7 separate regions of the Homo sapiens genome follow, and regions 2, 3, 4, 5, 6 and 7 are each linked to region 1. Evidence: read pairs that join two places in POLR2A ChIA-PET (ENCODE). Cell type or tissue: MCF 10A. All regions are shown on one strand. Region 1 has its middle 38 kb from the start of DUSP1. Region 2 overlaps ERGIC1 (endoplasmic reticulum-golgi intermediate compartment 1). Region 3 overlaps ERGIC1 (endoplasmic reticulum-golgi intermediate compartment 1). Region 4 overlaps ERGIC1 (endoplasmic reticulum-golgi intermediate compartment 1). Region 5 holds the start of ATP6V0E1 (ATPase H+ transporting V0 subunit e1). Region 6 overlaps ERGIC1 (endoplasmic reticulum-golgi intermediate compartment 1). Region 7 has its middle 30 kb from the start of DUSP1.

Region 1 (4,000 bases):
CACAAGGGGAGGGCTTTGAATGCTGGTTAGAGCCTTTCAATTTTATCCAGAAAGCAGTTGGGAGCCATGGAAGGGTTTAGAGCAGGGAAGTGTCGTGGTTATGTGGATGACCTAAAGGAGTGGTCCCCAATCCTGAGTGCACATCTGAATCCCCAGGAAGCTTGTTCAACACAGAGCGCTGGGCCCCACCCCAGAGTTTCTGATTCAGTCGTTCTGAGGTGGGGCCGGGGAATTTTCATTTCTAACAGGTTCCTGGGCAACACTGTTGCGGGTGGTGCGGTGACCACACTTTGAGAACCAATGTTCTAGAACAACACAGTGGGGGGAGGGTAGCAGGTGTGCCCGGACTTTCCACTGTAATAAGAGCCGTCATTTTGGGGTGCCAGGGATGTGCCACATTCATCACCCCCACAGCGCACACAGGATGAACTGAGCCTCAGTAAGGAGAAACTGCCTGTCCGGGGCCACACAGCTCAGAAGTGGTGGCCAGGGACTCCCATCTTGGGGACTGGGGTTCCAGAAGGATCCCCCCCTCCCACTGCCCTACCTCTTACCTGGTACCTGTGACAGCTTGGAGGATAGCACGGGTGGCCATCCTTAGTGAGCTGCACTGAACCGCTATGGACTAGGTCAAGGCACTCTGGAGTCGAGCAAACAGATGCGGGAACTGGCATCCCCGAGCTCTGGACCCCAGACCCACTCCTCCTCTGGGCTCCAGACCCACTCCTCCTCTGGGCCCCAGACCCACTCCTCCTCTGGGCCCCCAGCTGTAAAGAGATTGTTCTGACTCCCCGTCACTCGGGCAGGGCGAGGAGCAGTTTCAAGCAGACCCAACTACAGATGCTGCAGAGGGAGGGAGGGGTCGTCAGAGCGAGCCTGGAGACCCCCATCCCTGGAGAAGCCTCTGCCTCCAATCCCCCAAATGGCTGCATCAGAGAAATCCAGGCCATTTCTCCCACAAGCCCTGCTCTCCAGCTGGATGGTGCCCTCAGCCTCCCCTCCGAAGGGCTCATCCTGGAGATGGCCCTCCTCCATGTACCCCCAGGAAGGGATGGCACTGGGGGAAGAGGGGCCCATCAGTGGCTGTCATCGCTCTGCTCCCAACAAGGCCTTGGCTCGTTGTCCTGGTCCCCTTTCTGGCTGAGTGACCTTGAGCCCCAATCTGGGCTTCTCTTTCCTCATTTGCAGACTACTTGCCTGCCTCACTGGCTTTCAGGTGGGACGCAACACTATCAGGAAAACCACTGCTCCCTGAGGACCTACTATGATGCCAGGCCTATTGTCAGAGACCTGCTAGACATCCACGACGGATGTGATAGGCATTGGAATGCACACAAAGATACTGCCCCTTCCAGAGCCTTCTCTAGCTCTGCTGGTGGGCTTCCTCCCCAGACAGGCCTGGGGACACCCCACCATCACCCCCTGAAACAAATCAGGCAGATCATTAAGGATTAAACAGGAGTGACGGCTGTTTGGCCGAAACATGATTTTCTGAACTTTTCCATATGCTTGAGATATTTTATGGTACAATCACGCCGGCCCAGTAAGTGTGAAGCTGGCCTGGGAGAGAGGAGGCAGGATGGAGGAACTGGGTCAGGAGCTGGCCAAGCTCCTGGCCCTCCAGATGTAATGATGGAGCAGATGGGAGGCTGTGAGTCACTGAGAAATGCCCGGATGATTGGGATATTGCTAAAACTCTGAAGTCCCAGATTCCCTTGTGGGCTCCTGGCAAGGGTGTGGAGCTAGTGAACCCATGAACCAGCAGAGCAAACCAGGATGTCCAGGGTGACTGAGTCTGGGAGCAGGGACCAGCCAACAATACCCTTCTCAGTCTCTCCACGTGGTGGAATGGGGAAGTGAAGCCATTCCCAGGAGCCCTTGTGGTTCTGTGTCCAGCCTGAGCCACAGCTTCACCCAACTGGCGCCGGCCAGGTGGACCTCCTGAGGTCTTGGGGTGGGCCTCGGGCTCCTCAAGCCAGCCAGAAGCAGCAGATCAGCTCCCAGCTCCTAACCCCTGGGCCTGGCCGGAAAGCACCTCAGCTCCAGGGACGGGTCAGCTGCAGCTTGTTGTGCGGTTGCTAAGTTCTGTGCTGATCAGTCCGGGCCTCATGGGTTTTTTCCCTCTGGTTTCATGTTCTGACGGGAACTGAGTGAATCTGGAGCGAGTTAATTGCAGCCACAGCATTCCAGAGGGTGTTACGCTGCAAGTTCCTCCCTGGCCCCAGCTCCCCGAGTCCACACCCTCCCCGGCTGTGGGCTGGAGGCTGGAATATGAGCAGCTCTACAGGACTGGACCCTGAGGAATCCGCTGTTCTTTCTAGACACTAACTTGCCTTCCAGGGTGAGGAAAAAGGTTTAAGGTCAAAAACGCATATCTGCCCCTTGGTTCCACAGCTCTCTTTTCTGGCATTTAAGGCTCCACACATTTTGTTCCAAAAGTCATCCCCCAGCCTCATGTCCCACAGTGCCCTGCACCCTCTCTGAGCCAGCCAGACCAGGCTGTTCCCCAGATATCCCCGCACGGGCTCACCTCTCCCCTCCTTGCTGTCTCTGCCCAGCCAGATCTGATCCACCCTCCCTCCCTCCCTTCCTTCCCTCCTTCCTTTCTTCCTTTTTCCTTCCTTCTCTCCTGCAGACGATATTTGTGCTGTCATTCAGTGAGACAGGCAATATTGTGAAGCTTAGAAACAATTGATTTATACATTTCATAAATAAAATTATCAGAGAGTATAATTTCAGGTGGAAATGAGCACTTTGAAAAAAACTAAGAAAACAGATGAAGAGGGGACTAGGCTGTGTGTGTGTGTGTATGTGTGTGTGTGACATATATACCTTAGTCTCTTCTTTATTGCTTCCCTCCTATTTATTTATTTATTTATTTTTGAAACAGAGTTTTGCTCTGTTGCCCAGGCTGGAGTACAGTGGCGCAATCTTGGCTCACTGCAACCTCCACCTGCCAGGTTCAAGCGATTCTCCTGCCTCAGCCTCCCAAGTAGCTGGGGTAACAGGCGCCGGCCACCACACCTGGCTAATTTTTGTATTTTTAATAGAGACGGGGTTTCACAATGTTGGCGGCCTGGCTGGTCTTGAACTCCTGACCTCAGGTGACCCACCCATCTCGGCCTCCCAAAGTTCTGGGATTACAGGTGTGAGCCACCACGCCCAGCCACCTCCTTAGCTTTTTAAAGTGCTTATTTCCACCCAAAATTATATTCTTTTTTAATTTTATGTATGAAATGCACAAATCACTTATTTATAAACTTTACAATATTGTCCATCTCTCTAAAGTGTAAGCTCTATGACGGCATATTGTATGTATGTGGACTTGTGTGTGTATGCTGTGCCTGTGTATGTATGTGTAAGTGTGTGTTTGTGTGTATATCTATGTGTATTTGTGTATGTATGTGTGTGTGCATGTGTGTGTGTGTTTGTGTGTATGGGGGCCAGTTGGGGAGACCAGGGAAGGCCTCTCTGAGCAGGTGAATTTGGGCAGAGACCTGGGGGAGATGCTGGCACTGTGGGGCAGGTGCCCAGGCTCTGCGGGCACCTGGGAGGGAGGCCTGCAGGGTAAAGCAAAGAGAGTGAAGGCAGGGAGGGGGTGGCAGGGCCTGAGCAGCTAGGGCTTGGTGTACCAGCCAGGCATTGGAGGTGTCCCCCAAGCGTGTTGGGGAGGTGGGACTCTCAGAGCCATATTTTCAAAGGACCCCTCTGGCTGCCTTGTGGCCAAGGATGGAAGCCCAGCAGGGACTTGAGGCCAGGCGAGAGACAACTGGGCAGTCCTGAGGGGTGGGCCCTGGAGGGGTGGGCGGCAGCCGAGCCAGCATATATTTTGGAGGAAGAGCTGCGAGGCAGGCCTAGGTGGGAGGGAGATAAAGTCATCAACACAGCTCCAGGGTTTGGGCTGATCCACTTGCAGGAAGGGATGGAGGCCGTGGTGGGGAAGGTGGGAACAGAGCAGGGTCACAGAGGCAAACCCCAGAGATGGGCAGGGTTCCAGCCC
Region 2 (4,000 bases), 140 kb after region 1:
CATGAACCAGCAGAGGGGCTCTCAATCCTGGTGCTGGGCAGTGGGTCTAGATTTCCCTTTCCATCTGCAAATATACCCACCATTTCCCTTCCCTGCATTCTGCGCTCAGCAGGGCTATTCACAGGAAGCACAGAGGACCTCTCCTTCACAGTGAGCAGTTGACCTTTTTTGAGCACCTACTGAATGCCAAGGGTTTTTTCTACATTTCAATTTGTGATCTCATTTGTTTCTCAAAATCTCCCTAGGAGGGAGACGTAATGCCCCTCCCCATTTTACTGATGAGTAAACTGAGGCTCCAAGAGATTCAGCCAGTTGCTTAGCAGAGTCAGGATTTGAGCCGAAAGCTGGGTTGTCTCTACTCCCCTCCATGCTGCTCTGCAGAAGAGAGAAGCCATAGAAAGCTCAGGAATGTAGTGACAGTCGCAGCGCTAGCGATGATGATAATCACAGCTCACATCCACCATGCGCTTGCTACGTGCTGGGAGCTGCCATTCAAGCCTTACATGCGTTTCTGCATTTAATCCTTACTCCTGTGAGGTAAGCAGTATTTTAACCCCATTTTACAGATGTAAAACACTGGCGGTTCAGAGAAAAATCTGTCCAAAGTCATGCAGCTAATGCATGAGACAGCAGAGCCCCTGGCTCTGAAAATCCGTGGGGATTGAAATACCAAGCACACTGGTTCATCCAGACAGTGGGATATTGTTCAGGATTGAAAGGTAATGAGCTAGAAAAATGTGAAAAGACATGGAGGAACCTTACATGCCTCTTACTAAATGAAAGAAGCCAATCTGAAAAGGTTCTATACCATATGATTTTCACTCTGTGACATTCTGGAAAAGGCAAAACTATGGAGACGGTAAAAGATCAGCGGTTGCCAGGGGTTGCGGGAGGGAGGGATGAATAGGCGGAGCACGGAGGATTTTTAGGGCAGTGAAACTGTGTGTGATGCTGCAGTGATTGATACGTGTCATTAGACATTTGTCTAAACCGAAGGAATGTACAACACCAAGAGTGACCCCTGATGTCAAGTATGGACTTTGGGAGACAATGATGAGTCAGTGTTCATTCATCAATCATAACAAATGAACCCTGTGGTACAGGATGTTGATAGTGAGGGAGGCTGTGCATGTGTGGGGACAGGCAGGATATGGGAAATCGCTATCTTCTGCTCAATTTTGCTGTAAACCTAAAACTGCTCTAAAAATATAGCCTATGTTTTAAAAGAGGGAAAAAAGAAAAACAGGTTCACGATGCACTTGGTGCTTGAGCCACCACAACCCCCAGCAGTGATGTGCAGCAGGGCGTGGCTCTGCACTCTGCGGGGGCTTCCCGGGCTGGCTTAGCTGTGGGATCATCTTCTCCAGTGGTTCTTCCAGGCCTGCTGTCAGGTGCAGTTTGAAATCCAGTTCAGGAGTGCACCTTGCGTGGGGAGCTGGAGGGAGGCAATGGTTGCTGTTGGGTGACTAGCAGAGGCTGAGGGAATGGCAGGCATGCCAGGGCTCTGCCAGTGTATAGACAGATCTTCCCCCCTGGGGAGGAGGAAGGAGGAGGTGAGGGGGGTGACAACAACATTCTTTGGTCCCCATTCCCCAGGACAGCGTGTGCTCAGGGGAGGCTGGCCTCACCCCTGCCAGGGAATTGCAAAATTCAGCTTCAGTTGAATGAGTGTCCTTTGGAAAAGTACATTTTGCTCAGGAGCCAAGTAAAACTGAGGACTCTGCAGCCAGCACACTGAAGTCGCTAGCCATGACTCACACCGAGTGGGATGGGGAGGGCCAAGCTGGGAGGCAAGCCATGGCTCTCTGGTGGGTCCAGGCTCCCTCTGGCGCCAGACCCCTCGGCTGGGCTCAGGTCCCTCAGCTGGGATATTTCGTGTGCCAGAGGTAGCAGCCTCAGATGGCTTTGTCAGGGTTCAGACTCTCCTTGCTATTTAGAAAAGATGTTGTCTCTAAGAAGTCATGGAGAAAATGAATCACTGTAAAAATCAAATTTTCTTATCCACTTGCATTATTGGTTTAGAGATGGCTTCTCTCCAAGATAAGTTTTTGGTAGACTGCAGATCAAAATGTTTAGGGGCATCTGGGGGTGTCATGAGAAGAGCCCCAGATGGGACACCCGTTCTTCCTTGTGACATTAGGGAATTTGGTACAGCTTTCTGGATCAGTTTTTGCCTTTAAGATGCATCTGGACTCATCAAACCCAGAAAGTGTAGAGCAAATATTCCTATTCCCATGTCCTTGGCAGACATTGCTAATCTATCTCAGGGCTCCAACAGAGTTGGGTCTCAGCCTTACCAGCCTGGCAGCCACTAGACTTGATCCCTGAGATGAAACCTCTTGACCACACAGGAACTCCATGATCTTGAAGCTCCCTTCTGGCTCTATAACTTTTATGTCTCTCTCTCTCTTCTTGCTGTATCTTTCATTCTACTGACTATTCTGATACAAAAATACTTCACGTTCAAGATTTAAGGCCAAGTTCACAAACTGATAATACTCAGGCCAAATCTGACCCACAGAAGTGTTTCCTTTGCTTTGCGTATTATTTTATTTTTGAAACACTTGCCATCATTTTTTAATTGGTGATTTTACCTAATTCCCCAGATTTCTGGTTTCACTTAACGGGCTGCCCTCGGACCCCTTGGTTCCAGCCATGTGCCAAGCTGGGAGGCTTTCTATGGACTCCACAGTTTGCCACAGGCCACACCCAGCCCACTTCTCTAATTTCCAGTTCCTGCCTATTCTCAGTAGGCATTTTTCTACTCCAGACAAGTATACTTCTGTCCCACATGTAAGGCCTGGCTGTCTCTCATTTGCTGATGTGAGCTGCTAGATGACCAACGCTCCGGTCTGTTAACTCACTTGGGATGCTGACGTTTCCTGGAATCTCTTTCAGAGGGAAAGGTGTTTCCTCTCTATGAATCATAACTGCCTGATGAATTAGTTTTACATTTTTATTTTCTCATGTGGGCTTTCCTCAAAGCAGGGGCTCAGTTATGCCATGAACTGTTGAAGAAAGCACAAGTTGAGGCAGATATGGGAAATTTAGCAGGGGGAGCGGGGAGCAGAGCCCTTCCCTCCCTCTCGCAGCCACTCCCTTCCTCCCCGCCTGCCTGCCTGGATCTCCTCTGCAAAGCCTCATTGCTGGTGGGTGGTGAGGAAGCCAAGTGGCTCCCCGAGGGTACTTGCCTGCACAGCTCAGGTGAGCTCTTGGCTCAGGAAAGACTCACAGTCTTCCCTGGCTCAGCGGGCCTTTTGCTGCTTAAAGATGATGCTCGCCACTTCAGATCACAGTGCCAGCCCCTGGGGAACCCCAAGATGCGTAAGACAACCTCCTGCCCTTGAGGAATTCACAGCTTTGAGGGGAAGACACCAATAGTATTAATGAGGCAGTGTGGGCCGTGCTGTTGTTTGTGAATGCAGTCCACGCATGCTCAGTGACATCAATCATCGCATGTGCCCGGTAGTAACAGGGAGACCTCAGGGGCTGCAGAGGTCCCCGTGGGGGCACTTCATCCGGCCTGAGGCTGATTGGAGATGGCTTCTCAGAGAAAGGGATGCGTGAGCTGAGTTTTCAATTGCCCGAGACCTCTGACCTCACTGGCCACTCCAGCTGTATCAGCCTCGCTGCTGTTCCAGGAACCTGCCAGATACGCTCCCTGCCTCGAGGCCTTTGCACTTGCTGTCCCTTCTGCCTGGAATGCTCTTCCCTGGCTATCCCTGTGGCTGTTGTCTCACTTAATTCCGATCTCCATTTGCATGTCATGATCTCCTTGTCTGATGAGCCCCATCCGAAGGGCCCTGGCATTACACTATTTCCTTAACCTGTTTTATTTTTCTTCATAACGCTTATCAGCACTGACATATATGAGTTCATTCACTGTTGGTCTCTCCCACTAGGAGATAATCTAGGTGAAGACTGGGAGATTTGTGTCTGACCTCCGATGTGCTCCCAGCACCTAGATCAGTGTGTGGTCCACAGTAAGCACTAGAGGATG
Region 3 (4,000 bases), 170 kb after region 1:
GTCATCGAACTCATGCCTCAGACTAGAATTTCAAGGCCCTCCACCACATTCCATTTACACTCCCCCCACCCACACCTCCCCAGGCCCTTGCGTACCTCTCCCTACAAGGCCACTGTCCACCCACACCCCCACCCTCCCACGCACTCGCCTGACTCCCTGACGCCATCTGGCGTCCCCCACCTGGAATGTGCTCCCGACTGCTCCACCAGCGCGTGCCTTCCCTGCATCCTGGGAGTTCTGCTGAGGACTCCCTCCTCCACTCAGGCTCATTCCACTGAAGTTTGTGAGCACACGCTCTGTGCTGAGGCTCAGGGAGCCCTCGTCCTGGGGGTGTTGACGGGAGTGGGAGAGGCTTGTGGGACAGACGCAACTGGACCCCTAAGCACCCCTGTACCCTGCAGGCACCTGGGCCCTGGTGGGAGGGGACACACCTGAAGATTATGAAAAAGGACTAGGATGCCTGCATCACATGTCCACTGAGGGCCACCGGCCCCTCAGCTTTTCACCGATTCCCATCCCATCCAGGCAGTGCAATGCCTTGGAAAGAGCATGGGCTCTGGGCCCCCTGTCCCTGGGCTCAGATCCTGCCTCTGCCTCCTCTTGGTCCTATGATCTTGGCCAGCCAGCTGTGCTCCTCTGAGCCTGGTTTCATCGACGTGAAGGGAGAATAGTACCCTTATTAAACACTGGATCAACTCCTTGAGCATCGATATTAATAATAATGATAAAAACCATGGACATTTATTGAGCACTTACTGTTTACTAAGACCACACTTAGCATTGCTCTTGTTCTCATTTGATCTTCTCAGCAACCCCATAGCAACCCCTATGATTGTCCCCATTTTACATCTGGGGAAACTGATGGATGGGAAGCCCCTTGCCCAAGTCAATCAGCCAAGAGGTGGCAGAGCCAGGATTCGAACCCTGGTAGCCTAGGCTTTGAACCCTGGTAGCCTAGGCTTCGAACCCTGGTAGCCTAGGCTTCCCCTGCACTGCTGTATTTTCTTTACCAAGAAGGGTGTGGAATCGGCCCTCAAGAGAGAGATGAGTCTCACACATACACACACACACACACACACATTGACTCACACTAACATACACACACTCACTCACTCTCCTGCCCTGGGGCAGCCAACAGCTTGACCTGGCAGTCATCCAGCAGCCCTGTGAAGTAGACGGAATCTTTATCCTTATTTTCCTCTTTTTCTCTCCTTTCCTCTCTCCCTCCTTCCTTTCCTTTCTTATTTTCTTATTTTAGTGAGGTATGTGTAACTTACATACAGCAAAGCATACAAATATTAAGGTAGAGGCCTGATGAATTTTCACCTGTGTTTACACACGTAACCATCACTCTGATGAAGACATAATACATTCTGTCACCAAAGAAGGGTCCCTTGAGCCCCTCCCAGTCAGTAGCCCCCACCACTATTATTCTGACTTCCATTGCCATAGATTAATTTTGCTGATTTTCGAACCGATTGAAAGCTTTTCCAGTTTTACAGATGAGGAAACTGAGGCTCAGAGAGGTGAAGCAGTGTGTCCTAGGTCTCCCAGCTCCTAAGTGGCAGAGCCAGGAGGTGAGCCCACACCGGTCTGCCACTGCCCCCATAGGCCTTCCCACTGCCCACACTGGTGACAGGGGAGTCAGGCCCATGGAAGTCCTCAAACCACAATGAATCCACAAAAAACATTTCCTTTTCTTCCAGGTGGGTTGATTTCTGGCAGCCCGTTGGCCTTTTAAAATCAGTTCAGCCCTAGCCAATGAAGTTAGTTAGCCTTGGCAGGCCCCTGCCATGGGGTGGTTGTGGGTGAGCTCGTGGCGCTGGCTGGGGTGGCAGGAAGCCAGCAGCCCTGGAACATTTGCCTTGGACACGAAGGCGAAGGCGGCTTTATTGACCTCATCAGGCAGCCCAGGTGATTGAATTGTGTTTATCTCACAGCCTGGGGCCCTCCAGGAAGGAGCCTGGGAGCAGCCAGTTCTGGCCTTACATAACCAGCCTGGCCAGAGCGCCTCAGGCCGTCCCTGCCCAGCACCGCAGCCCCCTTGTTCTGGGTGGCCCTCTAGCCCTGCGGAGCCTGTTCTCTGCTTATTCTGGTTAGGAAGACAGGGACCCACGCCTGGGAGAGGCTTCTTGGGGCCTTGTGGGTGAGCTCACCTTGGCGCCACACCTGGGATTCACTTTGCTCTTGGCTGAGGTCACCTCCAGAGGGTTGCCAGTGGATGACATCATCCCACAATCCCTCAGTGCTGTGCGGAGGCCCAGCCTCGCCAGGTGGGAAAGGTGAGTTGCTTCAAGGAAGAGTCTCAGGCAGCTTCCTGGCTGGGAAGGGAAGCCCAGGCTCTCCTTAGTTGACTGTGTGTTAATCACCCAGCAATTTCATTACTCAACAGCTCTCCAGAGTTGCACATTACAGCTGGGGTAGAAATTGGGTGCTGAAGGCCAGGCAGAGCATTTGGCTGTAGGGAGGCCGATCCTCCTCGGGCCTGTTACCGGCGGGTCTTTGTTCTTAGACCTGGGGTTCTTGGCCTCACGGATTCCAAGGAATGGAACGTTGGGCCATGCGGTGAGTGTTACAGCTCTATTGGAAGCCGTGGGTCACGGAAGAGAACTGTGGAACCCAGCGACTAGTGTGCAGCTCATTTAGGACAAACCCGGGCACTTAGCCACGCAGGAACAATGGCCAGCCTCTAGTCCGATCAGGAGCGGCAATGGGAGCCTCGCTGAATAAGCACAGCGGACACCCTGCCGGATCCAGAGGGGTGGAAGTCAGCGGTGGGTCTGTGACGACTGCGATCAGCACCACGAGCTAAAGCTCAGCTCGAGCCGGAACACAGACCAGAAGAGTGTGTAGTTGCAAGACTTAATAGAGTGAAAACAGAACTCCCATACAAAGGAGGGACCAAAAGGGGGTTGCCCAATCCAGCTCGAATGCCTGGGTTTATATCCCCATCATTGTCCCTCCCCCTGTGCTCTCAGGCGATAGCTGATTTGACTGTTTCTTTACCTCCTGCTTTTAGCCTAATTGGTATTTCAGTGAGCTCCCTTTACTACCTGATTGGTCAGGTGTGAGCTGAGTTAGAAGCCCGGTGTTTAAAGGTGGGAGTGGTCACCTTCCCCAGCTAGGGTTAGGAATTCTTATTTGGCCTAGGAAATCCAGCTAGTCCTGTCTGTCATAACCTCCTGGGCTCCTGTTTGCCTCTCTCCCTCCAGCTCCTTTGCTCTTGGTGGCCTCTGATTGGGGCCAACACTACAAGCAAGGTCAAGCGCAGGTCCGTGTCTCCCCTCTCCCATCCTAAGGCTTCCCAGGACCAGGGCCCTCCTTCATTTTCTTCCTTGACCCTGATGCTGAGGAGAGGGCTGGGAGGCAGCCTGAGCTGTGGAAAGGCTGGGTTGAGATTCTAGCTCGGCCATTTCCTAGCATGTGACTCCGGGGATGGGACACACCCTCTCCGAGCCTGTTCCCTGGTTTTAAGATGGGGCTCAGGGCATTTCACAGGCGCACATGGGACAGCATGAATGCACGTAGTAGGCCTCCCCCAGCTTAACGAGTGGAGGCCCATCTGTTGCACTCTTGTCTCTGGGAATATCCTTGTGGGCCCCACAGAGAAGCCCCAGGTGTCTTTTCAGAGCCCACCGTTCCTTGTGAACAGCATCACACCGGGTGCTAGGGGCGCAAAGATGTGGTCTTAGTAAAAACGAAATTCCTTTGCCTTGGTCTGACTCATTCTTTCCCTAAGATGTGGCCATTTACAAAGCTCTCTTGGAGTCTTCATTGCTTAGATAGGGCAGTTCTCTTTTATTTATAGCCTAGGGACTGGACCCAAGGGGCCTAATAAATGTTTAAAATAACCACAGCCCAGCCACCTGAAGCACTGCCCCTTCAGCCGCCCCCTAGGCCAGGCCTTTAGATTTGGTTCCCTCTGGGTGGGGGGCATTATCGGGGAATCAGATGCGGCCATCAGACATCCAGCAGCTACTTGGGGATGCCTCAAGACACC
Region 4 (4,000 bases), 150 kb after region 1:
ATGAGGTCTCTCTATGCTGCCCAGGCTGGTCGCAAACTCCTATTCTCAAGCAGTCCTCCCACCTCAGCCTCCCAAAGTGCTGGGATTACAGGCAAGAGCCATCGTGTACAGCAGTTTCTGTATTTTTTTAAACTGCGAGGCCCAGTTTCTGCTTGTCGGTCCCTGATGGTGACCTGGACAAAAGCTGGGCTGTTAGCCACCTGGGGTATCGAGCCCCAGGACACGGCTGTCATGCTTTAATCTGCATGGGAACTTTTAGATCCCCTGTGCACCCCCTCATTTCATACTCAGAGAAGCTGAGGCCCAGCAAGGGCCAGGGATTTTCTGAAGGTCTAACACGAAGTTGGGGTGGAGTGAGGACGAGACCCCTCCCGCTGCAGCCCTTTCCTGCTGCTCATTTCTCCAGTCTTAGGAGAACCCACATGCCCTCCCCACTGGCCCAGGCTGGCCTTCCTATGACACGAGGCGGACCACATCCTCTTCCAGCTCCGCAAGGCCTCTCCGCTCAAATGGTCACCGCCTAGGCCCCAGGCCTCATGTCATCTGCAGACGCGTCTCATTTGTCCTGTAGAGTGTTGGCCCAGCATTTGAGAATGGTGAACTTCCATGTAAAATTCCACATTTTTGGCTTCTCTTGGACACTCAGAAGGTCTGGCCTCCTGAGCCCGCATCTCTACCTGGCAGGTGTCAGCTGGGGCTCGGTGATGGCCGCCTGCTGGTTTGTTTTCTCTCCATTCCCTCTCCCCACCCCTACCTCCCAAATTTGCTGACCTCTCACAGTCTCCCACAGTAGACCGCCCGCCGGCCCCCATCGACACTTGGTGTGAGACTCCCTAGCCACAGCCTGGCCCTCAGGACCCTCTCCTCCAGCCCCGCCCCAGTTTTCCGTCCTCCTCTCCCTGCACATCGGGCTGTACCCTGTGCCGGAGAGAGGACAGCGCCCAGCTTCCCAGATTCGGTCCTACTCTGTCTTTGCTTCTGCTCCTCTCCTTGCCTGGGCTGCTCTTTCCCTCCACCCATCCATCTTCTCCCCCTCCTGCTCTGTGCACACATCACCCCCTGTAGGAAGCTTCACCGAGGACCCCAGGCCAAGTCAGGTACCCCCTCCTGAGTTAATCCAGCACCTCGTGATGAGGATGCCACTACCTTCTCCTTCCCTTTCTTTGCCTCTACCGCTAAACTACAAACTCACTGGGCCAAGGGTTGATTTTTATCTCCTTGCCTAAGGGCCTAAAAGAGGGGGTGTGTTAGTAGGCACTGCGTAAATGTTTGTCAAACAAGCGTTAATAATAATAGTAACCACAAATATCCACGTGGCATTTCTGGGGTGCCAGGCTCTGCCTAAGTACTTTATATGTGCTCAGTCATTTGAGCCTCACCACCATGCTGTGAGATAGTTACTGTTGTTGCCCCCACTTTATAGACAAAGAAACTGAGGCACAGAGAGGTTAAGTGACGGTCCCAGGGTGGTACAGTAGTGGTCATAGTTGAGCCCAGGCATCTGATTCCACAGCACATGCTCTTACCTCTCACACACCTCTCAGTGTTAAAGCGGCCCCCACTTTCTGACTAAGGGATATGAGTAAATATGGACAGGTGAGTTGCAGAGACCCCCAACCTCCCGACCACACCCCAGCCCCAGCTTCTAGTACCCTCAGGGGCACAAGCACAGGTGACTGGGAGCTAAGCAGGCGGCAGAGAAAGTGGTACCTTTGAACTTGGCAGCCCGCAGGAATTTTTCTCCCCTGAGGTCTTAGGAAACTGAGCATGTTTCACGTGTAATTAGGGTGAGCACACTGATTCAAGCATCGGCCCTTACGCAAGGTTTCCAAGGCATTGCGTCGGGTTTAGCTGGGCATACTCTTGTTTCCCAATCACCAAAGAGGAACCGCACACCAGCCTGTCACCCCCAAGGGCTGGAGCCGCCGGCCTCTCCAGCAAGTCAAGTTCTGTCTGAGAGCTGGGATGCCGTGTGGACTAAGGAGGGTTCTGTCGATCAAACTCTGCTGTGGGAGAACTGTCTGCTACGCAGGTTCAAGTGAAGGAAACGAAGCCAAGTGTGTGGGGAGCCTCCCCTGCGAGCTCTCTGCGTCACATCCTTTACAGACACTTCTTTCCCTCACTCCTTTCCGTGGCCTCACAGGGTCTAGTACTAATGGTCCCATTTTTACAAAGGAGGAAACAGGCTCCGAGAGGTGAAGTCGTTTGCTGAAGGTCACATGGTGAACGAGAGGACCAGCCGAGATTTGAACCAGGGTAGTCTGATTCCAGGGTCTTAACTCTTAAATAGCTGAAGCAGAGCCAGAATTAAACCTGTGTCTGTCTGATTTCCAAAACCCTGAATTCTCCCACTACACCACACGATTTCCCTGTGCTCTGGTGGGATCCATAGGAAAGAAAGACATCTGTCTGCTTCTGTGAGGGAAAGAAATCACACAAGACAGGAACCAGAGCCATCACCAGCTGATGCTAAGACCGTGGGCTCCTGGCAGGACTTTCTGTTAACCTCATGCCTTAGCATTCTTAAGAAGAGTCTCCATGAGGCAGACAGCAGGAGCTGGGGGGTGCAGCCGGAGTGGAAACAGGAGGAGGCAGGAAAGGGAAGAGGGGGAGGAGAGGTGACGTGGAGCAAGAATGCAGCATCGTCACATAACTCGAGCAGGGCTGTGCGTTTCCTTGCTTCCTCTAGCGTCAGAGTCACCCCCGATTCAGGGGTTCCATACATTCCATAATTATCCAGTGCCTACTCTGCACCAGGCCCATGCTAGGGTTTGGGAACGTGGCAGGGAACAAAACCTAACTAGGCCCCTGCTCTCGCAGAAGTTACACTCTGATGGAAGACCCACCGATGAGTGGGAGGGTCATCTGGTGGTTCACGCCTGTAATCCCAGCACTTTGGGAGGCCAAGGTGGGCAGATCGGTTGAGCTTAGGAGTTCGAGACCAGCCTGGGCAACATGGCAAAACCCCGTCTCTACCAAAAATACAAAAATTAGCCAGGCATGGTGGCACATGCCCGTAGTCCCAGCTACTTGGGAGGCTGAGACACGAGACTCACTTGAACCTGGGAGGCAGAGGTTGCAGTGAGCCAAGATTGCACAACTGCACTCCAGCCTGGGTGACAGAGCGAGACCCTGTTTAAAAAAAAAAAAGAAATGTTATGAAGAAGAGATGACAAGGGGATGTGATCTAAGGGTGTTGTGGGGAGCAGGGGTTCCATCAGAGAAGCATCTTGGAGAAAGTGTCCTGAAAGAGCAGAAAAACTGTGGGAAGAACCATGGTTTGTTGAACCATGTGTCACACAAGCCAGCACCACTGCCTGCTGCCTTGAGACCCACCCTTTGTGCCCACCTCACTCCTGTTCCATTTGCTCTCCACAGGTTTGACATCTACAGGAAGGTGCCCAAGGACCTTACGCAGCCAACGTACACCGGGGCCATTAGTGAGTAGCCAACCTCTGGCCATGCCCTCTGCCCCATCTCCACTGCCTGTGCCTGCTCTCTCTGTGCAGATCATCTGGGCCAGGGAGGAAAGAAGGAAAGACAGGAGGGAGGAAAGAAATGCTGAGCATCTTGCGGGGGCCCTTCAAGCATTTCCTCACTTACTCTCTATCCTCACTGTAACCCCTCAAGGCACAGGCACCATCTGGAAGGACATGAAAGAAATTGTCAAGAGTAGCTGCCAGGCTGGGCGCGGTGGCTCACGCCTGTAATCCCAACACTTTGGGAGGCCAAGGCGGGTGGATCAATTGACATCAGGAGTTCGAGACCAGGCTGACCAACATGCTGAAACCCCGTCTCTATTAAAAATACAAAATTAGCCAGGCATGGTGGTACATGCCTGTAGTCCCATCTACTCGGGAGGCTGAGGCAGGAGAATCGCTTGAAACAGGGAGGTGGAGGTTGCAGTGAGCCGAGATCACACCATTGCACTTCAGCCTGGGCAACAAGAGCGAGACTCCATCTAAAAAAAAACAGTAGCTGCCCCTGGGAGAGGAATTGG
Region 5 (4,000 bases), 250 kb after region 1:
CGAAAAGTTGGTACAGATGTTGAAGATTATTGGTCCAGTTTCCCGTTTAATACAGGAATCCATTCTACTTGATGAAAGAAATCAGGAGTTAATGCAATGTGGCTACTGCAAGGAAACCATGGTCCCTGGTAAAGCACATTGCATTTAAAGACCTGCTTTCTATCTTGCTTTCACCTGTAAGCTTTATCATCAAGCTCCTCAACCTCTCTGAGAACTGGCTTCCTTGTCTATTCCAAGCTTGGCGCATACTATAACTAACATATGTGAAAATTCTCAGCAAGCGTTCTAAGCCCTGTTTATCAGCTCAGCACGGTGGCTTATGCCAGTAATCCCGGCACTTTGGGAGGCTGAGGTGGAGGATCCCTTCAGGCCAGGAGTTTAAGACCCACCGGGGCAACATAGCGAGGCTCTGTCTCTACAAAACATTTTAAAAATTAGCTGGTGTGGTGGTGCACACCTGTAGTCCCAGCTCCTCAGGAGGCTGAGGCAGAAGGATGGCTTGAGCCCGGGAGTTCCAGGCAGCAGTGAGCTATGGAGCACCACTGCACTCCAGCCTGGGTGACAGAGCAAGGCCCTGTCTCAAAAAACAAACAAACAAACAAAACTGTTTTACCTTTCTTTTTCTTTCTTTCTTTTTTTTTTTTTTTTTGAGGCAGAGTTTCACTCTGTCGCCAAGGCTGGAGTGCAGTGGTGCGATCTCAGCTCATTATAACCTCTGCCTCCCAGGGATTCAAGCGGTTCTTGTTCCTCAGCCTCCTGAGTGGCTGGGACTACAGGTGCATACCTGGCCAATTTTTGTATTTTTAGTAGAGATGGGATTTCACCATGTTGCCCAGGCTAGTCTTGAACTACTGACCTCAGGTGATCTGCCCGCCTCGGCCTCCCAAAGTGCTGGGATTACAGGTGTGAGCCACCATGCCTGGCCTGTTTTTCTTCTTACCATTCTGGCTAATTTCTACTTGTCTTTCAAGGCTCAGCAAGGACGAGTTGGGTAGAAAGCCTTGCAGGGTCGTCCACTTACTTTCACACTGCATTGAGTCGCCTGTTTGCAAGGTCATCTGCTCCCCAGAATGTGAACTCCCTCAGGGGTGCCTGATTGACTTCTGTAACTCCAGAGCCTGGCACAGCACACAAGATAAATAGTGGTGCGCTAGTTAAGAGCTCTGGCCTTGAAAATCAGATAATCAGGGGTTGAATCCTGGCCCTGCCACTTACTATGTGACTTTGGGCAAGATCCTTATCCTCTTCCCTGGGCCTCAGTTTCTTCAACTGCAAAGTGGGGATAATAATTACAATTACCTCATAGGCTGAAGTGAGGAGTTCAACACGGGCTCATGCACTTTTTTTTTTTTCTTTTGAGACAGAGTGTTGTTCTGTTGCCCAGGCTGGAGTGCAGTGGCGCAATCTCGGCTCACTGCAACCTCCACCTCCCGAGTTCAATTGATTCTCCTGCCTCAGCCTCCTGAGTAGCTGGGACCACAGGCGCGCACCACCACACCCAGCTAATTTTTGTATTTTTAGTAGAGACAGGGTTACACCATGTTGGCCAGGCTGGTCTCGAACTCCTGACCTCAAGTGATCCGCCTGCCTCAGCCTGCCAAAGTGCTGGGATTACAGGCGTGAGCCACCGCACCCGGCCTGGGGCTCATGAACTTAAAGATCATGGCCCAGTGCCAGGCACACGGGAATTCAGAATAGTAAGGGACAACTATTGTTAAGTTCTCTATGTCTGTTGCATAAGTAGATGAGGCTGTAGATAACTACACTCTTTGTCTAAAAGGGCCAAGTTCTCATCAGAACACTTTGCTGAGCCCCGGGTGACCGAATCCCTAGCTCTGGGGTGAGCGACATGCCTCCAAGGAGCTGCAGCCAGGAGACAGCCAGGCGAAGGCGGGGCTCTGCCTCTGGGCTCCCCGAGGGGCGGAGGCCGGCGCGCGGGTCACGTGGGGGCGCGGGAGGCGGGGCTTGCACACGCTGGTCACGCGGTCAGCTATTGACACTTCCTGGTGGGATCCGAGTGAGGCGACGGGGTAGGGGTTGGCGCTCAGGCGGCGACCATGGCGTATCACGGCCTCACTGTGCCTCTCATTGTGATGAGCGTGTTCTGGGGCTTCGTCGGCTTCTTGGTGCCTTGGTTCATCCCTAAGGGTCCTAACCGGGGGTAAGTGCGTGAGGCCCGCCTTGGGAGGAACGGGCGGTGAGGAGCTAGCAGGCCGGGGCGGGGAAAGGCACGACCCCCACACGGGTCAGAGAACGTTGCATGGGCGCCCCCCGCGCTGCAGAGTCAGGCCCCCGACCCGGCGGAACTCCTTGTGTTCCTTTTCGCAGCAGCTTCAGTGTCCTCCGGCCTGAGCGAGTGGAGGGTGACCTTTGGTGGACCCCCCTTGGAAACGAGTTTCAGGGGAATTTTTTCTCATCATAGTCCTGTGTGGGGAGGTGCAGTCGGAAATGAGCAGGCCGAATCTGGGAGAAACTGGGGTTTGTCCCTAGTCGACTGTCCCCCTTTAGCCCTGCCTTCCACCCACATGAGGCCTCGTTTGCCTGAACTTAAGGATCAAATAAATAAAACAGAAATTGGCTTCTCTGCCTCCCATGCTGTCGCGGTTGCGTACAGAACAAGCTCCTTCGACAACATTGAGCCCAGGCCTTGCATCTAGTGGGCGCCAGGAGGCGGTTGGGGCCTGATCTAAAGCGAGATTAATTACCAAAGAGCAGGAGGTATTGTTGAGAAACCCCTGCGTCATGCCTTTTGGAGGGCGCTCCGGCTCTTGTATGTGAGTGTAAGAAGTGCTTAGAATGATTGGCTAAGAAAGATTTTGTTTTTCCAGACTTCTTTGTTGGTTAGAGCTTTGTCTCTTTTGGAATTAAACTTTTTAACTGTAGTATAAAATAGAGGCTTAATCTTCAAAGGAGCCTTGGAACACCCTCTTCCTGGTTCCTCTTTTGCTTCTCAGTCATTTTTTTCTCAGTTCAAGATGATGAGAGGTGAAACTTCGACTGAAGTCAGTTTGTCAGAAACACCATCTCTTGCTTTATTCTTGAACCTAATTGGTGGCTTCATAGTGCCTGGTTTTCATAGTACCTTGTATGCACAGGAGGCACCCAATAAATACCTGTTGAGTGAATAGTTCTATTGTCTTTATTAAAAGAAAAAGATTTTTGGCCAGGTGCCGTGGCTCACGCCTGTAATCCCAGCACTTTGGGAGGCCAAGGCGGGCGGATCACGAGGTCAGGAGATCGAGACCATCCTGGCTAACACGGTGAAACCCGTCTCTACTAAAAACACAAAAAATTAGCCGGGCGTGGTGGCGGGCGCCTGTAATCCCAGCTACTCGGGAGGCTGAGGCAGGAGAATGGCGTGAACCCAGGAGGCAGAGCTTGCAGTGAGCCGAGATCGCGCCACTGCACTCCAGCCTGGGCGACAGAGCGAGACTCCGTCTCAAAAAAAAAAAAAAAAAAGAAAGAAAAAGATTTTTACTACTTCCCTAATATTTTGTGACCTGAACCCCTTTTGCTCCCTGGGATACATTTGCTTTATTAGTCTAAAATTATTTTTTTTTAAAAGATACATGGTAGATGAATTTTTATCATTTTTAAGTATCAAGTTCCTCCTCCCTGGTAACACCAGTTATATGGGGTCATCTCTCCTACCTATAGAGGTTGATGGACAGAGTCAGAATTCTGGCATTATTAAAGCAATTGTATTTACCAAAGTTAATTAGACTTGTTTTTCCTACTGGAGTTAGCGAACAACAAAGTGCTTCTTTGTTGTGTTTATATCTTCAACTGTTTCATTACCCTACTGTCTGCCTTTATGGCCTTTGTACTCAAAGAAGCATTTATTAATGTACTAATAGCACTGACAATTCCTTTCTTAAAGACCATTCTCTCCCCTTCCTTGGGATGTCATTGCCATTATCCAGGGTAATGAAACCCATCCTGTTTCCACTTAGCCCTAGAGAGTGTCATGATTCAGGTATTTGACCAGCTAGTGATATAT
Region 6 (4,000 bases), 170 kb after region 1:
GGCCCACACTTGGTGAGGAATCGGTGCAGGCTTCCTGGCAGTGGCTGACGCAGAGTTAAACCATTCCTGATTCCTAGAATTATCTGTTGTCTGGATAACCTAGTAAACGCTCTGGGGTGTGTGTAACAGAATGCCATTAGGATTATGCAGTCACGACCTCATCGGACGCCCCTCTGTGATGGAATTAGACCCAGGAGCTTCCTGCCTTTGGCACTGGCTTGAGGCTTCAAAGCCTCTTCATTTCTGTGTTTACAGCCCGGAAAGTCATCACGGAGCTCGGCCCTGGCCACCCACTCTCCTGCTCAACACTGGAATTTTCTTTTTCACTAATGGGATTTCTTGGTTTCCTTTGCCTCCACTCAGCCACAAGACAATAGGAAACTAAATACATAGCTGCTTAGCCCAAGAAGACTCTCATTATACAAGCATTACCACCTTTAGTTCTCAAACAGCCTCAGGAGGGAGCTGCCCCCTCTTTACAAAGAGGAAATTGAGGCCCAGGGAGGTGGAGGGACCTGCCCACAGCCATACAGTTAGGAGCTGGCTCCCAGCCCTGCCTATCTCCCTAGCCCACATGTGTTTGACCAGCACACTGAAAGGCCTATGAGACAGGAGGGCTGGTCTCACCTTGTTTCTGGGTATACCTTTCAGCCCTCCCCTGGCATGGGAGAGTTTGCCTTTCCTGGTCACTCTGATCCTGTTTTAACCCTGATGGCGCCAAAGCCCAGGGGACCTTTTACAGTGGTGGGAAGAGTACAAGATAAGGCATTGGGAGACCCAGGGCCAGGTCTCTGCTTAATTACTACTTTGCTGTGTGACCCTATGCAAGTTGCCGAACCCCTCTGGGTCTCAGTATTGGTAGCCAAATGAAGGAGAGTAGACCAGAGTCAGAGCTCCCTTCCAGCTCTGGGAGAGGTTGGTCTGCTTCCCAAGACATGACCCTGTGGCCATGCAGGGTTCGAAGAAGGGGTTTTATTCCCCCCAGGCCTCTAATGGGAGATGGCCATGTCCAAGTCAAGCATCTTCCCCTCTGTACAACTCAGTCACTGGACATCTTAGGATCACCCTATCATGAATCAGAGCTCGAAGCAGGGAGAGCGGCAAGAGGTTGAGACTTGCTAATGTTATGAGGTACCTGTTGTATGCCAGGCACCCACTGGCCTCTGCAGGCTGTACCCCACCCTCTAGGAGGGGACCTGCTTGGCTTGGCAGGCCTGTCATGTTCTGAGCAAGGTGACAGAGGCACACATGTGTCATCTGCTGAGACCAGGCACCAGGCAGGTGGCTTTATGTGCTGTGGGCAGGACACCAGCAGGTGCAAAGGGCCTCAGGCAGGGATGACCTGGTGTATGTGAAGGCAGGAAGAAGGCCAATCAGCCAGGTCAAAGTGAGCAAGCGGAGAGGGTAGGAGGTAGAGCAGGCAGGACGGAGAGGGGCCAGGCCTTCTGAGCTGCCAGGTAGAATTGGGAGTTACTTCTTTTTTTTTTTTTTTTTTTTTTTGGAGACGGAGTCTCGCTCTGTCGTCCAGGCTGTAGTGCAGTGGCGTGATCTCGGCTCACTGCAAGCTCCGCCTCCCGAGTTCAAGAGATTCTTGTGCTTTGCCTCCTGAGTAACTGGAATTACAGGCAAGCACCACCATGTCCAGCTAATTTTTGTATTTTTAGTAGAGACAGCCTTTCACCATTTTGGTGAGGCTGGTCTCGAACTCCTGACCTCAAATGATCCACCCGCCTCAGCCTGTAATCCCAGGCTGGGATTACAGGCGTGAGCCACTGCGCCTAGCCTGGGACTCACTTCTTGATGATGAGCTCGTGGAGCCCAGGGCTGGACCTGCACACTCACTGCTCTGTGGCTCCACACATGGAGGAGCTGAAAACGCCAGTGGTAGACACAGTCAACAAGCAAACAAAACTAGACTGTATCGATCAGGGGCAAGTACTCCAAAGACAAGAACTAAAGCAGGGCAGGAGGTAGAAAATGAGATGGCTGCAGGTACATGATATTTTATGAGGATCAAACAAGATTATTTAGCTGAAAGCTAACTTAATATAGTGCGGCTATACTTTAATATCATAAGGTCCATATCTCTTCGTGCATTTATTCATTTCCTACATAGTCTGCATCTAACTCTAAAAAGGTTTTAAGGCCGCTCCGCACCAGGCATATAAGTACTCAGGGAATGTGAATTCCTTGTCCCCTCTTCCGCTTTGAGTTAAGAAGATGCCTCTCTTGCCTGCTGCTGACAGCGTGTGGGGTGGCATTCCCAGCTCATCCCACATGAGGTGGGGCACTGAGGCAATGGGCTGCCAACAAGTGAGTTTTGACGTCACAGCTTGAGGCTCGAGCAGGTGGGGCCCCACCCGCAGAATGCCCGGGAGCATTGGGGAAGGGCCCTTCCAGCAAGCCCAGACAACTCATGCAGCTTCCCAAGGGCAGGGCTGCTTCTTTCTGAAGAGCACAGTGTGTTCCCACTGCTCCCCATTCCCCCGTGCCAGGACTTCCTCTCCCTCTCTCCCAGCGGCATCCCGGACGCTCTGATCCCACCGAGTCCCTGGAGAGGTACAAAGCTTAGGGATGAGGGGAGGAAGGGGGCCAGGTGCAGTGGCTCACACCTGTAATCCCAGCACTTTGAAAAGCCAAGGCCAGAGGATCACTTAGCCCAGGAGTTCGAGACCAGCCTGGACAACACAGTGAGATCCTGTCTCTGCAAAAAAATTTTAAAAACATTAGTTAGCCGTGGACACACACACCTGTAGTCCCAGCTACTTGGGAGGCTGAGGTGGGAGGATCACTTGAGCTCAAGAGATCCAGGCTGCAGTGAGCCATGATTGCACCACGGCACTCCAGCCTGGGAGACAGAGCGAGACCCTATCTCAAAAAAAAAAAACAAAAAAAAACATGAGGACATTTTTTGAGCATTTGCCTTGAGTCCAACCCTGTGCTAAGTCAGCGGCTGGAGAGAGGGAGGGAGGCAGAGATGAATAGAGAGATCTGTCCGGAGCTGAGGCCAGATGCTCCAGCTATGAAGATGCAGTGACCCTAATGTCCCCTTCCCTCCTTACTAAGGTATAGGAGTTGCCCGAAGGGCCTCCGCAGGATGAGCCCTAAGACTTACAGAGCAATCGAGAGGAGAAAGCATCACATCTTTGGGGTCTTCCAGTTGTCAGAAGCTTGTGGCCCCCAGGAAGCCCTACAGGTTTGGGAACAACTGAAGGTCACAGTTCTCGTCTTCTGGGTGGCTGGCCCTCTGTGGCAGGTTTGTGGCCACAGTGGGGTCAGTGCCCCCTCCCGCCACCATGAGATTGTAACTTAAGGAAATGAGGTCACCGTTGGTTGGATCAACATGGCTCCAGCCCCAGCCTGTGGTTATCAGTGACATAAGACGCTTATTCTGGCCTGGGCCTGGTGGGGGGTGAGGGGGAGGCACATTTGTTTGGGTGGTTGGGCTCCAACCTGGCTTTGGACAGGCCGTTAATTATCCTTGGGAAAGAGGCCCCACAGAGTGTTCTGAAACTCCGTGTTTTCAGGGAGCAGGCCCCTCCTCAGGCAACCTGGCCACAGAATGTTCCAGCCTCTGACTGCCCAGTCTCTGACTGCTCTGAATAATTATTAACCTCATGAGGATTTATACTAATAAAATATAGTAACTGGAACTCTCCACTGATAGTTTATAATGTAATATAACTCATGGTACCTTCCATACTATAACTCATGGATTTATAGTGTGCATGCCAACACCTAGGTCAGCACTTTATTTTTATTTTTATTTTTTGTTTGTTTGTTTTTTGAAACAGGGCCTCATTCTGTTGCCCGGGCTGGAGGGCAGTGGCTCAATTATGGCTTAATGTAGCCTCGACCTCCAGGGCGATCCTTCTGCCTCAGCCTCCCGAGTGGCTGGGACTACAGGCATGAGCCACCATGCCTGGCTAATTTTTTAATTCTTTGTAGAGACAGGGGTCTCCCTGTATGTTACCCAGGCTGGTCTCAAACTTCTGGGCTC
Region 7 (4,000 bases), 67 kb after region 1:
TAAGTGTGTTGGAGGAGTCTGGGGCGGTTCTACGGGCCAGGGGGCATCTGTCCGGGGAGCCATGACAGAGAACATCTGGAAGGCAGGGACTGTGCAGCCCGGGGTCTGGGTCTGACCCATTCATTCTCCCTGCAGTGTCTTGCAGTCTCTCCTTGCTTCTCTGCGCACTCTTCTGCGACAGGCACACTCCACCTTCCCTGTCCAACGGGTGGGGCTTGGTAGACGGGGCTCAAACCCCAGCTCTGCCACTCACTTGCTGTGTGATATTGGGCAAGTCACCTCACCTCTCTGTGCCTTCATTTTCCATCCATAAGAAGGGTGATCATAATAGGATTATGGTGAGAAATAAATGAAACACGCCTGACACACATAGGTCAGAAAATGTTAGTTCCAGCACCTTCTGTTCTCCTCCTTGTCCTGGCCTCATCCTCTCCTTCTCTACCTATTCTGATGATTTCTTGCTGGAGGTGACCATGGATTCTATTAGGCAAATAATTGAACACCTCCTGTGTGGTGTCCTGCCAGACAATGACAAATGTCATTGATTCATTTGTGTCATTCCACTTACATTAACAAATAACTATAACAGGATGAGCATTGTTCTTAGAATGAAAACAAAAATATGATACACAGACAAAGGGACGAGGGGCATACAGAGATGGAAAGGAAGTGGCCAGGGACTGGGAAGGGAGGAGCCAACATCTGCAGTGCCCCTGTTGTGTGCTGGGCATGGAGAAGGACCCCCAGGATCAAGAGAAGAATGGAGCCCAGCCTGGGCTTTGGAGGTGCCACGGCGCAGTGCGAGACAGACGCGCAAGCCTAAATGTTGGGGGTCCCAGGAAAGACTGTGGTTTTACTGTCTTGGGTGAGCTGGGGAAGGCTTTTGAGAGGAGGTGATAGAGGAGCTGGGTGCTGAAGGTTGAGTACTTACCAGGAAAGGCATTTGAAACAAGAACAACCCATGTGAAGGCCGAGCGGCATCAAAGAACAGAGTATTTGGGAAATAGTTGGGTGTTTCTTTAGAGTAAGTGAAATTCAACCTTTTCATTTAGCATAGGAACAGACACAGAGTAAGTGCTCAGTTAAGTGATTGAGCGTGGGTCCAGCACATTGGTACTGTTAGATCGTCCATCAATTTGCCCCCAGCTCTAAGCCTATATTCCTCGGGACAGCCCCATCATCTTCCAGGATGAGGGCAGCCTCAGGGTCAGAGGGAGGAGAGAAGTGAGCTACAAACAAAGAGAGGCAGTGGAGTGGGACAGGCCAGGGCTCGCTTCTCAGGGGCCTGTGCAACGTCTTTCCTGCCTGGGGCCGAATGTTCTGTTCCCTTCCCCGGACAGAACCCGAAGGTTGAGCCAGCCCGCTGACCCGGGCTGAGCTAACGGGAAAGTGGGCCGCACTGGGCCCCAAGTCATCAGCTCACCCTGATGAGCCAGGCCCTGGAGATTCCACCAGCCCCAGGCAGCATTTAGAGAAGTACTAGGCCGAGTCATCAGCTCTGTGCAGTCACTGCCTGCTAGGGCTGCGCAGGGTGAGTGGGGAAATAAACAGATTGCGGCACTGAGCCGTGGGAACCAAGCGCCGGGGCACTGGAGCTCTCTCCCTGGGTTTGTTACCAGAAGATGGTTATGTAATCAGCTCACTCATGCCTTCAACAAGCATGTATTGAGTGCCGACTGGGTGCCAGGCACTGTTTCTAGGCTCTGGAAATATAGCTGGGACAGATATAGAGACCCTGCCTCAGGAAGGTGACATTCTGGTGGCCAAACGCATGCGAACACTGTCCTCCCGCATTCAGTGAGTGTTTACCGGAAGCCAAGCTCTGTCCCAAGCACTGTGCTGATGATATCTCATTTCATCCTCTCTGTCACTGTAGGAGGCAATCTTTATTGTTATCCCATTTTACAGAACACACTCTCCTGCCTTAAGAACCCACCAGCAAGAACCCCCTTCCCCACATCTTCCCATGGTCCTTCTCATCCTTCAGGTCAAATTGCTTCTCAAAAGGCAGTGAGGGCCAGGCACGGTGGCTCACACCTGTAATCCCAGCACTTTGGGAGGTCGAGGTGAGTGGATCACTTGAGATCAGGAGCTCGAAACCAGCCTGGCCAACATGGTGAAACCCCCTCTCTACTAAAAATAAAATGTAAAAAAATTAGCCAGGCATGGTGGCGCACACCTGTAATCCCAGCTACTCGGGAGGCTGAGATGGAGAATCACCTGAACCTGAGAGGTGGAGGTTGCAGTGAGCCGAGATAGTGCCACTGCACTCCAGCCTGGATGACAGAATGAGACTCCACTCAAAAAAAAAAAAAAAAATGCAGTGAGGTAAGGTGGGGCACAAATGGTGACAACTTGCCTTACTCTCAGCTCTTGGTGATCTAATGGGTCAGGAACGAGGGGCCTAGCATCCTCTGATAACAGTCAGGCCCTGCCCACCCAAAGCACTCTCCTGAACTCACTGGAACTTAGAACTTTCAAATGCTGTCAGAGCCTTGTAATCATGCCTTTTCCAGCATTCCTTAATCATCATTACTCTGGGCTCAGGCATTTAATTGCTCATCAGTTTCTTCATACTTTCATGAATGGAGAATTTCTTCATTCTTTCAGGGCGAGTACAGCCTTTGGTCAAATTGTGCCGTAGGTGAGTACTCCCCACCGCACCAATTCTACCCCTGCCCCATAACTGGTATTCTGCCATATGCCTTCACTTACTCACATGAGCCCTGCTGTGTGCCAGGAAATTGGGTCAGGAGCCCCAAGGGAGGCAGAGGAAGAAGCAGCCACCATGATCAGGGGCCAGAGAGAAGGTGGCACCAGGGAATTGGTGAGCCCAGGGATCGTGTCACCCCACAGGGCTAAGAAAAACATTGCCTGCCATCAGCTGCATCTGGAAGGCTAATAGAAGTCATCCAGGTTCAGGGCTGTCTGGGAAGAGAGGAGTGAAAGGACATGTGGCCTTTGGGGAACCTGGACATAGCCAGGGGTGCACCACAACATCTGGGGAGTAAAGGGGCCCAGGCAGCCAAAGGGCCAGCAAAGAGATGAGGGTGGCCAAAAGGGCAAACTCATGGGAGGTCTTCAGATTGGGATTAAGAATTTAACTTATTCATTCAAGAATGAATTCAAGTTGTTGAGCCATATTTCTGATCTAGGAACTGTCCTAGACCTTAGAGACTTGACTACGAAGAAGAAGGCAAGGCTCCTGCCCTCAGTGGAGTCTACCTGGTAGTGGGAGAGTTGGAGCCAGACTGCACCTGCTCACAAGAACAGGTTGTTTTAGATTTTCAGGAATTTGGACAGCCATGTGACATCACTTTGGTAGTTTGAAATTGGCCACAGTGGGTATGTTTACACCACAGAAATTGGCAGACGCTGTAAGGCAGCCTCCCCACTACCCACAACCATCCTGCACCCAAAAGCCGATGTTAAATATTTGCCAGGATACCACTAGGGGATATAGACAATAAACAAGTAGGCAGATAGGCAAATGTGGTAACAATAGATTGTACATAAGGGAAAAAATCAGCAGGGCCTTATGGTACAGAGGGACTGATGGGATGGGGGTGACCAGGGATGGCTTCCAGGAAGTGAAGTCACCTGAGGCTAATATTTAGATCCTGAGGAGGAAGGAATCAGACTTTTATTTTGTTTGTTTGTTTGTTTTGTGTTTTTTTGTAGACACAGGGCCCTACTTTGTTGCCCAGTCTAGTCTCAAACTCCCGGGCTCAAGCGATCCTCCCACTCCAGCCTCCCAAAGTGTTGGGATTACAGGTGTGAGCCACCATGCCCAGCTAGAACCAGGCTTTTGAAGAACTGGGACAGTGTTATAGACTGAATTGCTACCCCCTCAAAATTCATATGTGGAAGCCCTAACCCCCAATACTTCAGTATGTGAATGTATTTGGAGATAAGGCCTTTAAAGAGGCAGTTAAGTTAGAATGAGTCATCACAGTGGGCCCTAATCCAATGACTGGTGTCCTTATAAGAAGAGGAGATT

The links. ChIA-PET counts read pairs that join two places held together with the same protein. Peaks named below come from ENCODE experiments on the same cell type or tissue, not always from the same donor. Only the 100,000 strongest peaks of a DNase experiment are listed, where the experiment ranks them.
Region 2: POLR2A ChIA-PET joins it to region 1 with 32 read pairs; 4 of 35 experiments call an interaction of 5 or more read pairs at or near these places.
Region 3: POLR2A ChIA-PET joins it to region 1 with 42 read pairs; 4 of 35 experiments call an interaction of 5 or more read pairs at or near these places.
Region 4: POLR2A ChIA-PET joins it to region 1 with 11 read pairs; 3 of 35 experiments call an interaction of 5 or more read pairs at or near these places.
Region 5: POLR2A ChIA-PET joins it to region 1 with 22 read pairs; 7 of 35 experiments call an interaction of 5 or more read pairs at or near these places.
Region 6: POLR2A ChIA-PET joins it to region 1 with 18 read pairs; 4 of 35 experiments call an interaction of 5 or more read pairs at or near these places.
Region 7: POLR2A ChIA-PET joins it to region 1 with 13 read pairs; 7 of 35 experiments call an interaction of 5 or more read pairs at or near these places.

What each region holds. Positions count from the first base shown.
Region 1 is chr5:172,731,625-172,735,624 of GRCh38, forward strand. No RefSeq gene overlaps it. Among named protein-coding and RNA genes, the nearest start is that of DUSP1, 38 kb to the right of the region's middle. In MCF 10A, a CTCF peak has its summit at 1,722; DNase peaks (open chromatin) are centred at 1,697 and 2,167.
Region 2 is chr5:172,867,659-172,871,658 of GRCh38, forward strand. All of the region lies in intron 1 of ERGIC1 (endoplasmic reticulum-golgi intermediate compartment 1), which reads left to right. Among named protein-coding and RNA genes, the nearest start is that of ERGIC1, 35 kb to the left of the region's middle. In MCF 10A, no CTCF peak of the experiment used is centred here; DNase peaks (open chromatin) are centred at 1,033, 1,663 and 2,863.
Region 3 is chr5:172,902,910-172,906,909 of GRCh38, forward strand. The region is part of intron 3 of ERGIC1 (endoplasmic reticulum-golgi intermediate compartment 1); the gene reads left to right. Among named protein-coding and RNA genes, the nearest start is that of MIR10523, 10 kb to the right of the region's middle. RefSeq lists enhancers at 1,237-2,194, 1,675-2,874 and a silencer at 1,697-1,991. In MCF 10A, a CTCF peak has its summit at 170 (motif pointing left); DNase peaks (open chromatin) are centred at 172, 1,122, 1,882, 2,182 and 1 weaker place.
Region 4 is chr5:172,885,321-172,889,320 of GRCh38, forward strand. ERGIC1 (endoplasmic reticulum-golgi intermediate compartment 1) reads left to right here. Exons shown (of 10, transcript NM_001031711.3): 2 at 3,379-3,440. Among named protein-coding and RNA genes, the nearest start is that of MIR10523, 28 kb to the right of the region's middle. In MCF 10A, no CTCF peak of the experiment used is centred here; a DNase peak (open chromatin) is centred at 1,831.
Region 5 is chr5:172,981,804-172,985,803 of GRCh38, forward strand. ATP6V0E1 (ATPase H+ transporting V0 subunit e1) reads left to right here and starts at 1,968. Exons shown (of 4, transcript NM_003945.4): 1 at 1,968-2,161. The coding sequence starts at 2,058. RefSeq lists an enhancer at 1,783-2,077 and a silencer at 1,843-2,022. In MCF 10A, a CTCF peak has its summit at 2,657; DNase peaks (open chromatin) are centred at 1,908, 2,708 and 3,046.
Region 6 is chr5:172,897,835-172,901,834 of GRCh38, forward strand. All of the region lies in intron 3 of ERGIC1 (endoplasmic reticulum-golgi intermediate compartment 1), which reads left to right. Among named protein-coding and RNA genes, the nearest start is that of MIR10523, 15 kb to the right of the region's middle. RefSeq lists an enhancer at 3,902-4,000. In MCF 10A, no CTCF peak of the experiment used is centred here; DNase peaks (open chromatin) are centred at 7, 2,377 and 3,427.
Region 7 is chr5:172,798,849-172,802,848 of GRCh38, forward strand. No RefSeq gene overlaps it. Among named protein-coding and RNA genes, the nearest start is that of DUSP1, 30 kb to the left of the region's middle. RefSeq lists a cis regulatory region at 3,409-4,000. In MCF 10A, no CTCF peak of the experiment used is centred here; DNase peaks (open chromatin) are centred at 1,533, 2,563 and 3,963.